Linked DNA regions of Homo sapiens: all the other regions are linked to region 1. The links are chromatin contacts, found by Hi-C or POLR2A ChIA-PET in ENCODE. All regions are on one chromosome and are shown on one strand. The core of a region is the stretch at or near the end of the contact, and the rest is flanking DNA. Distances in the headings are between cores, read along the strand shown. Region 1 has its middle 91 kb from the start of ZNF827. Region 2 overlaps ZNF827 (zinc finger protein 827). Region 3 overlaps ZNF827 (zinc finger protein 827).

The links. Hi-C counts contacts between places; a loop is a spot of excess contacts on that map. ChIA-PET counts read pairs that join two places held with the same protein, here RNA polymerase II (POLR2A). Pooled maps may share reads with other maps.
Region 2: a loop to region 1 is called in a map with no recorded cell type, with 3 times the contacts of the local background. The contact joins two enhancer-like sites. A Hi-C loop is called at or near these places in 2 of 37 single-sample maps with no recorded cell type and 1 of 50 pooled maps. POLR2A ChIA-PET finds 5 or more read pairs at or near these places in 1 of 52 experiments (MCF 10A).
Region 3: a loop to region 1 is called in a pooled map, with 4 times the contacts of the local background. The contact joins two enhancer-like sites. A Hi-C loop is called at or near these places in 3 of 37 single-sample maps with no recorded cell type and 3 of 50 pooled maps.

What each region holds. Positions count from the first base shown.
Region 1 is chr4:146,028,757-146,031,456 of GRCh38, reverse strand. No RefSeq gene overlaps it. Among named protein-coding and RNA genes, the nearest start is that of ZNF827, 91 kb to the right of the region's middle. RefSeq lists an enhancer at 1,011-1,230. Within about 2 kb of position 1,361, at least 4 of the 41 ENCODE cell types and tissues checked have a DNase peak (open chromatin) inside an H3K27ac peak, as active enhancers do.
Region 2 is chr4:145,886,035-145,888,734 of GRCh38, reverse strand. ZNF827 (zinc finger protein 827) reads left to right here. Exons shown (of 15, transcript NM_001306215.2): 4 at 2,577-2,700. Among named protein-coding and RNA genes, the nearest start is that of ZNF827, 51 kb to the left of the region's middle. RefSeq lists a silencer at 1,632-1,731. Within about 2 kb of position 1,415, at least 9 of the 41 ENCODE cell types and tissues checked have a DNase peak (open chromatin) inside an H3K27ac peak, as active enhancers do.
Region 3 is chr4:145,826,648-145,829,347 of GRCh38, reverse strand. The region is part of intron 7 of ZNF827 (zinc finger protein 827); the gene reads left to right. Among named protein-coding and RNA genes, the nearest start is that of ZNF827, 110 kb to the left of the region's middle. Within about 2 kb of position 1,292, at least 5 of the 41 ENCODE cell types and tissues checked have a DNase peak (open chromatin) inside an H3K27ac peak, as active enhancers do.

The sequences.
Region 1 (2,700 bases), core at 112-2,611:
ATATGGGAATAAAAGCAGAAAATGTGATTCAAAAAATGGAAACCACTCTCATTTTATTTAATTCTTTTAAATTTTGCCATTTAAAACTCATAAATTTCACAAACTATATTTTTAAAATAGACTATTTTTAAAACCTTTAATACTAGTCTAATATATGATCTATTTATATTGCTTTATAGTTTGTCAGCAAATTGTACTTTACACCCACAGGTAAGTGTAGCACTGTTCTGAGCACCAAGAATACATAAGATGGAACAGACACTACCTTATGATCAAGAGGAGACAAGACATATAAACATGTAATTCTCCAAATGTGTACATAAATGCAGTTCTGTAATTAAAGAGTGAATATGAGAGGAGGGAGATTTTCTGGTGGGTTGGTGATGATGGCTATTTTCTTCCCCATGCTATCCTGGCATTTTTTTTCCCCTTCCTTGGGACTGGAATTATAGAATGCAGGGGCAGTTGTTTAGCTTATACATCATGGGCATAAACAAATGGTCATTAATTTAAACATTATGTTAAAGCTAGCCAGAAATAGCTCTTCACAAAAGAGATCAAGTTTATCACTCTCCAAAAAGAAAATGGTAGCTGAGAAAAAAGTTCTGAACTATGTTCAGTTTACACAAAAAACATACTCAGAGTTTTAGAATACGTGGATATTTTAGGGGAAGAAAAGCAGATGCAGCCAAACCCCTATCCTTAATCAAAGGGACAGAGGGTGGAATGTGATCTCTGTTCTAAGCCCATTTTCATTCTTACCCACTTGTGACATGTTGTTGTTGTTTTTTCCCAGCAAACACTCTTATATACGTTACATAACATTCCTAATCACGTTACATATATTAACTGATTTGACTCTCATAATAACCTTATAGGATAAGAACTACTAGTATCATTCCCATTTTATAGATGTAGAAACTGAGGTCCTGAGAGATTCAGTAACTCTCCCAAGCAACTGGGATTCAGCCCCAGGAAGTCTGGCTTCTTAGCCTACATTCTTACTATAAAATTTGCACTGTCTCCTTAGCTTAAGGGTGAACTCTATGCATTTGAACAGCCGAGGGGATGTGGATAGAGTGAGAAAAGAAAGGAAAGGCTTTGAAAGTTATCCTGTTTTTTGAGAATATGAAAAGACAAGAGAAAAAGAAGGAGAGAGCCTGGGATAGCTGTGAGAAGACAATGGAAAAAGTGGAAGAACAGGAAGTGGAAGAAAAAAGCAAAGAGAAATTGACCTTTGCCCTGCTGGGCTCCTTGACGACCAAATCTAATGGCTCAGGGCTGGAGCAGCTAGAACCGGGTGTCTGTGTTTTCAAGCAGCGCATTTAACTTCACGGGGTTTCCCCAGGCTGTCTCTGCAGCAACCCCCACGAGGGCTTCTTTTCACAGCAATTATGAAAGTGATGGTGGGAGGAAGTACTGCTCACTTATTTAGGTTAAAAAGCCACCCAAATAAATGCATTAACCCAGTAGTAAGATTAAATTCCTAGCCCCAAAGGGAAATTTTCAGGAGGTGTCCTTTACCATGTGTAAATTGGAAACAATTTCCTCTCTTGGGCAAGATAACTGCTGTGGGAGGTGGAAATAAATGTAGTGTTTTGTGAAAACTTGGGTTTCTCTGATGAGTTCTGTGAAACACTAACATCTAACAGGAGTTGTTCAAACAGTACATCCTATAACATCTTTTTTTTTTTCCTGTGACCTCAGATCTTAACTTTGGCTTTGCTCTTAAATGACTGTAGGATGGGAATGAGACAGCAGGTTCTTGACAGCTATAGGGAAATGTGTCCCTAAAGAACTTGGTATCAGGAAGGAAAATGAGGTTGTCCTCCAAGAGCTAAACAACAAAATCAATACATATTGTATGGAGCAGAGATGTGCAAAGTCGTCATGTTGAACCTAGTAATCTGATTGAGGAAAATAAAACAACTAAAGGAATAATAGTCAATTTAAGGTACGGTTCGACACCATGAAAGAAGAAAAAGGAGAAGTAAAAGCAGGTATTCCATACATACATTGAGAGTTTGCTAAGCACTGTGCTAAGAGCATGAACAAATTCTGCTCCTGCCTTTATGGGGTTCCAGAGCAAGCTGATGAGTCAATCTAAGAACAGCTCAGGGAAAAAAAATTGCATCTTGGTCAAAGATACCCATCTCCTGGCCAAGAGCAGTGCTTGCCCTTTTGTAGACATTGTTATTCTTCTTCCCATATTTCCACCTCAGGCTCCAGATGAGAGAACTTCCCCCCATCCAACTTGCAGACCATTTTAGGGAACATGTGAACTGACGCATGCTGTCTCTCTGTCCCTCCTTTCATTCTTCTCTCACCAGGGTAAGAGTAGCTAATCTGACTCAAGACAGCATACCAACCACTTGGCTTTACATATCAGAAGGTGGGGTGATGGAGTCGGGGCATTGCTTGTGCACACTCTTTCACCTTCTTTGATTGGCCTGCCCAGTCTCGGGGCCCTCGTACCTCAGCTCCTCAGCAGGCTTCCTTTTGCTTTCCTTCTGCTCCAGTTTCTCATAGTGCATGCAGGCAAGCAAGTCACGTTGGCTCTGCCCTATCTTCAGTCTGGATGAGATATCAAAGGCCAGCATTTTAGCTCAAGCCCAAGTGGAAGTCTCTAGCTCTGAGCACTGGAGCTTTGGGGGCAGAGCCTATCACTCTTATGTCAAAAAGTTCCCTGGGTCTGTTCTT
Region 2 (2,700 bases), core at 166-2,665, 140 kb after region 1:
AGGAAGACTGCTAAGATAAAGAACACTGGTGAAGTATTAGCAGGAAACTGACCGAGAGTCAGGGTACTGAGTTCTAGTAGCCTCAGGTCTGCCATTTAAGGAGCTCTAACTTCTCATGAAGGCCCTCACCTGTCCCCCTAGTGGGGGATGGAGTAGAGGTTTCCCAAAATTTCCCCAAGCTCTGAAATACCACAACCCAAGCATCCAACTGCTACCAAGAAATGGCCCCAATGGTGAAGAGATGGCCCTAATGATGTAACAGCACCTGATATGGGTTGTTTGTGTGAAATGACCAGAGGATAGGTGAGCCCCTAAACATGGCCTGGAGAGAATGACGTGCTTTAGAGAAGCATGTCTTCATTTTAGTAGACTAAGAAGATCTTTAAAGCAAATGTCAAGCTAAAGAGAATAAAAATTATGACAGAAAAGTGCTCGAATGTCAGGAGAGAAGGGGGAAAAACTGCAGTCAGAGGATAGAGCTAATACTTCTCTCAAAGGCCAAATGTGATATATAGTCCTTTTGGGAAGTTGTAGCTCAAAAAAAATTGTTAAGTGCAAAAGTCAACAAAATACCCACTGTTTTTCCTTTAAAGCTTCACTAATTTGTCCATAACTAAATATAACAAGGCCAGGATCTGGTGAAAAAGAAGTCACATAAAATACATGCACATAGACGGTTTTTAATCCAGGACTCCCTTTTGATTTTAGAACTTGGGCTTGTGCTCTGTCCTTTTCCTTCTTCCAGAAGCTGCTTCCGGAGCTTCTGTTCTTGGATTAGCTCCCCTCCTCTCCTGGGTCAGTAGATGTAAGGACACTTCTGAAATGGATCTGCCCCACTGCACTGCTCTCAGGGACAATGGAAGCTCTCTAACTCGTGACCTTTATCACCTGGTTCCAGGGCATGCTTTTGGCAGCACCGGTCAGGGTCCCATGGGACTGTGACCTGAGGTCCCCAAGGTGCCTGCTTCTGCGTGAATTGGTCGGAGGAGATGGTGGGGATTCTGTGAGAAAGCAATGAAATGGTCAGCTCCTAGTGAAATCCTTTTGTTGTGAAAGAACAGAAAGGGGTGATGTTAACAGCTGGTGACAATCAGTGTGTTTCCCCACCCCCAGCACTCCACCCCAGCAGAGGGAAAGCCTTTCCATGATCAGGACTTTGCCTAACTGAGTTTAAGTGTATATGGCTATTTCTGTTAAGAAACTCGTGCTTTGGGGGACCCAGAATCTCTTCTGTTGTTTTTTTCAAAAAGCCACAGTGGGGTGCTGTAGCGACAGGATCTCACCATTAACTTTTAATTTCTTTGCTTTTGTTGGTCACTTAACATTATTTAAAAGTATGTTTTGGCTGGTGAATAATGCTTTTGGATTGCATTCAGAATGCATAAACAGCTGTTGTAAAACTTGCTCTCTTGGAAAGGAAACCTACCGAGAGGGGCCAGGTGGTGCAGCGGATTAACGCATGAGCCTTTAACCTTGGTGAGACCTGGGTTCGAGTCCTGCTTAGGTCACCCCTAAAAGAGGAGGTGTCAGTTTTGTTTTGCTTTTGGGTTCCAATCACTCACTTGTTTGTTCAGATCACACAGCTCCCCAAATCATTTGGCCCACATCTACACAATTGGCAGTTCTACTTAAGGGAGGACCAGTCCTGAAATAGCAGAGTGTAGCAGGTCAGCACTAAAGTGCATTGGCAGAGATAAATGGGGAAGTTACAAGCTTATGAGCACCTGCCAGCTCAAAGCCTGGCTCAGGCCAATGCAATGATTTCCTCACTTTTTTAAGCACTAAATTTGGTAGTGACAGGAAGAAAAAGTTTCTCCCAATTTTTACAGGTATCATGTGCATGCAAGACTGGAACTGGATTTAAAAGTCTGCATTCTTTCATTGCAGACGTCAGAATCTGGAGCATGATATTATAGCCACGTTTGGAAAAATTGGTTTCCTCTTGCTCAGAATACTTGGTGAGGGTCAGACCTTGGTTTTTCTCCTACTTTGTTTTTTTTTTTTGTATGTAATTTCGCTCAATCCATTTATTCTGGGGCCTCAATTTCTCTGTCTTTGAAACGGGAATACCCTGGAGACATTATTTTCTACATTCTTAATTACCTAAGAGCAGCATTTTGAAAACTGAAATTATGTTTGCAGAACATAACTAACAAAAAATTGGATGAATGCAAAGTATCATTATTGTGAGAGGAATTACTTGACAGGTTACCTCTTTTGATCCCCAACTAGTAATTTTGTAAGTTTGGATTGTGCTGGGTTTATAATATTTTCTCTGAAGACATCAACTGAGATCAGATGACTAGAATAGTGGGATGCTACCCAAAATAGCATCCGTTGGCCGGCTGCATCCTCAGTTGTGAGCATGGCCCTAATAATGGACTCTTAACCTATGTGGACCCACTTTATGTTTAGGGATTGGCCTCATTACCTGGAGCCCCATAGTGAAATGCTCTGCAGTACAAAGGCCAGCCCTTTGCACGGTGAGGAAATGATTGATGAATAGTCTGGATCTACAGCAAGGCATTTTCCATAAATGCACGGTGGCTAGCTCATTCTTCTTGCTTCTCCGTCAGGTTCATCAGCACCAGGATCGGGGAGAGACCTTTCAGTGCCAGCTGTGCCCTTTTACTTCCTCACGCCACTTCAGCCTGAAACTCCACATGCGTTGCCATCAGCACTTCCTGAGGACAGAAGCCA
Region 3 (2,700 bases), core at 43-2,542, 200 kb after region 1:
TGTCACTTTAGGATGATTTGCCAGAAACTCTTACATTTAATAGAATTTCATGCCACCCTGATCTATCTAGTCCCTTCTGAGTTCCAAGTAAAAACTCATTACAGTGCAGTCTTTCTTTATTTAATCTTTTTCTTTTCTATTTGTCATTCCCAAGTTTAGTCTTGAAAGTTACTGTCTCTTAGAAAAAAAATCTGTTTCTTCTCTATTGCTCCTTTAAAACTGTTGTGTCATTACCAAAGAAGGTCTTTTCCAAACTTTCTCTCACAGTCTGTACTCACCTTCTTTTCTGTTTTCTTTTGGTTTTGTTATTGCTGTCAAAATGAGAATCCCTGTAACGTTTGGTTTCAGTGGTGGCACTTGGGGAGGGTTGATTTTAAGTAGATGAGCCTTCTCTTCTGCATGAGACAAAACTCTCTGTTGGCCCTCAGGTGTTAAAGGTGGAAATACTGGTGTCACAATAGGCACTTAGCAAAATGTATCACTATTTAGAGCCATAATCCTTTATGGACTTTTATTATTTATTGTAAGTCTTTTCCTTTCTCAGCCCTGTGCTGCTGACCCCACATCCCATGCCTGGCCTGGAATTGTCCACTCACTATGACACCCCTGCCCCTTCATATCTTAGCCCTTAGATTTTCTACAGGAGAAAAATCAAAATATACTTTCCACAGCCATTTCACTTGTATCCAGAAAAGAAACTCAAGGAGATAAAAGTTTTATAAGATTGTATTTTCAAAACCCAGGGAAATTAACAGGGGGCTTGGGCTCTTTGATGTCCATACCATCAACTTCCAGATGCTGCTACTGAAGAGTTACTGAATATTTATGAATTATGTAAGTCTTCCAGCTAGCCTGTCTTTGACCCGGGCCAAAGGGAATATGTTGTGATAGATGATGATTTTGTTGAGTGAAAATAAGTGATGATTCCCTCCCCATTAGCTGTTAATTTCCACCTCCTCCTCTATCAACTTTTTACCAAAAATATTAACCAGAAATAAACCTCTTTTCTTGCTTTTTTCCACTTCCTTGGCTTACTTTCTGGATGGAGGGGCTTTTTCATAATAAAATGACTGAAGTCTAGGCAGCTGAGGATTCAGAAGCAAGGGCTATATGGTGTTCACAAACTGGCTCCTTTTCTGGAACAGTTGGTAACTGGCTGAAGTAACCAGTTGGAGGACAGTACAAACATGCTTCGGGGCACGTCGTAAAGTCCAGTGCATTTCATGGATTGTTTTACTCCCTGGGAAGATGCAGCCCGCTTCATCCTGTGTCCGGTACCTCCTGGAACTTGCCTCTCCGCTGCCCGCTGCCAACAGTGACAGTCACTGAGCAGCATGAACGAGGTGTCAGCCTCACCACCCCTTACTGAAGTGCTTTTTCCACCGCAAAGCTGGGTGTCACCTGAGAACGGATGTGCTTCTGTACTTTACGGTCACTGGCACAGGAGAAGAAAAAGAACTTACGGAATATGATTTCAGCATTCTGAAAATGAACTTTCATGGGACAAAGTTACACATGGAGTGTCTTCTGTTTTCTTAGTTCCTTGTGCAGAGAGTTAAGGATAACCAGTGTTATTGGAGATCTAATCCCATGAAGCAAGCTCTGCTCTATAGGGCATGCTGCAAGTTTAGTTTTTTCTCCTTCCTGAAGCATGAAGCTAATCTGGGTACCAGAAGGATTAATACACAGTTGTGTATGTAGCCATAGTGCCACCATGTGCTTTACAGCTTTGGCGAAATAGAAGCTTACAAACAGCTAACGACCTCTTTACCCTTCCTTCTTCATTTACAGTTAATAGCAGAGACAGGCTTGCTCTAGGAAGCTGTAGGTACAGCAGTGGCGAATGTTTAGAGTTGCAAATTGACCAGGCCCATGAGTGGTACAAGTTTTAGGAAATTGGGGCATATCTTAACTTCTATAGGGAAATAAAGACAAAAATTATTTTTACTTGCTCTATTTCTCAATAGAAAAGTCTTTCAGCTTCCTTCAGTACCTTTATACTGAAACGACTGGTCCCTACTCCCCTCCATCACCCCCTTCTCTATCTCTTCCTTTTCTCCATTTGTTGCAAGGATTCATGGGTCTCTATTGTCCATAAATTCCTTAGGTGTTAACGGACCAACGAAAGGCAGTGTAGCTGAGCGGGAAAGAGTGCAGATGGGGAAGCCATCATGCTCAACTCATGGGCATGGGCAACTACCTAACTTCTTTGTGCCTAAGTCTCCACATCTGTAAAATAGGGATAATGCAGTAGTCCCTCCTTATCCACACAGGGAATATGTTTCAAGACCCACAGTGGTTGGCAGGGCGTGGTGGCTCATGCCTGTAATCCCAGCACTTTGGGAGGCCGAGGCAGGTGGGTCACATGAGGTCAGAAAATCGAGACCAGCCTGGCCAACAAGGCAAAATCCCATCTCTACTAAGAATACAAAAATTAGTCGGGCGTGGTGGCACACGCCTGTAATCCCAGCTACTTGGGAGGCTGAGGCTGGAGAATTGCTTGAACCCAGGAGGCGGAGGTTGCAGTGAGCCAAGATTGCGCCATTGCACTCCAGCCTGGGCAACAAGAGCAAAACTCTGTCTCAAAAAAGAAAAAAAGACCCACAGTGGTTGCCGGAAACCTCAGATAGTACTGAACCCTATATACACAATGCTTTTTCCTATGCATACATATGGTAAAGTTTAATTTATAAATTAGGC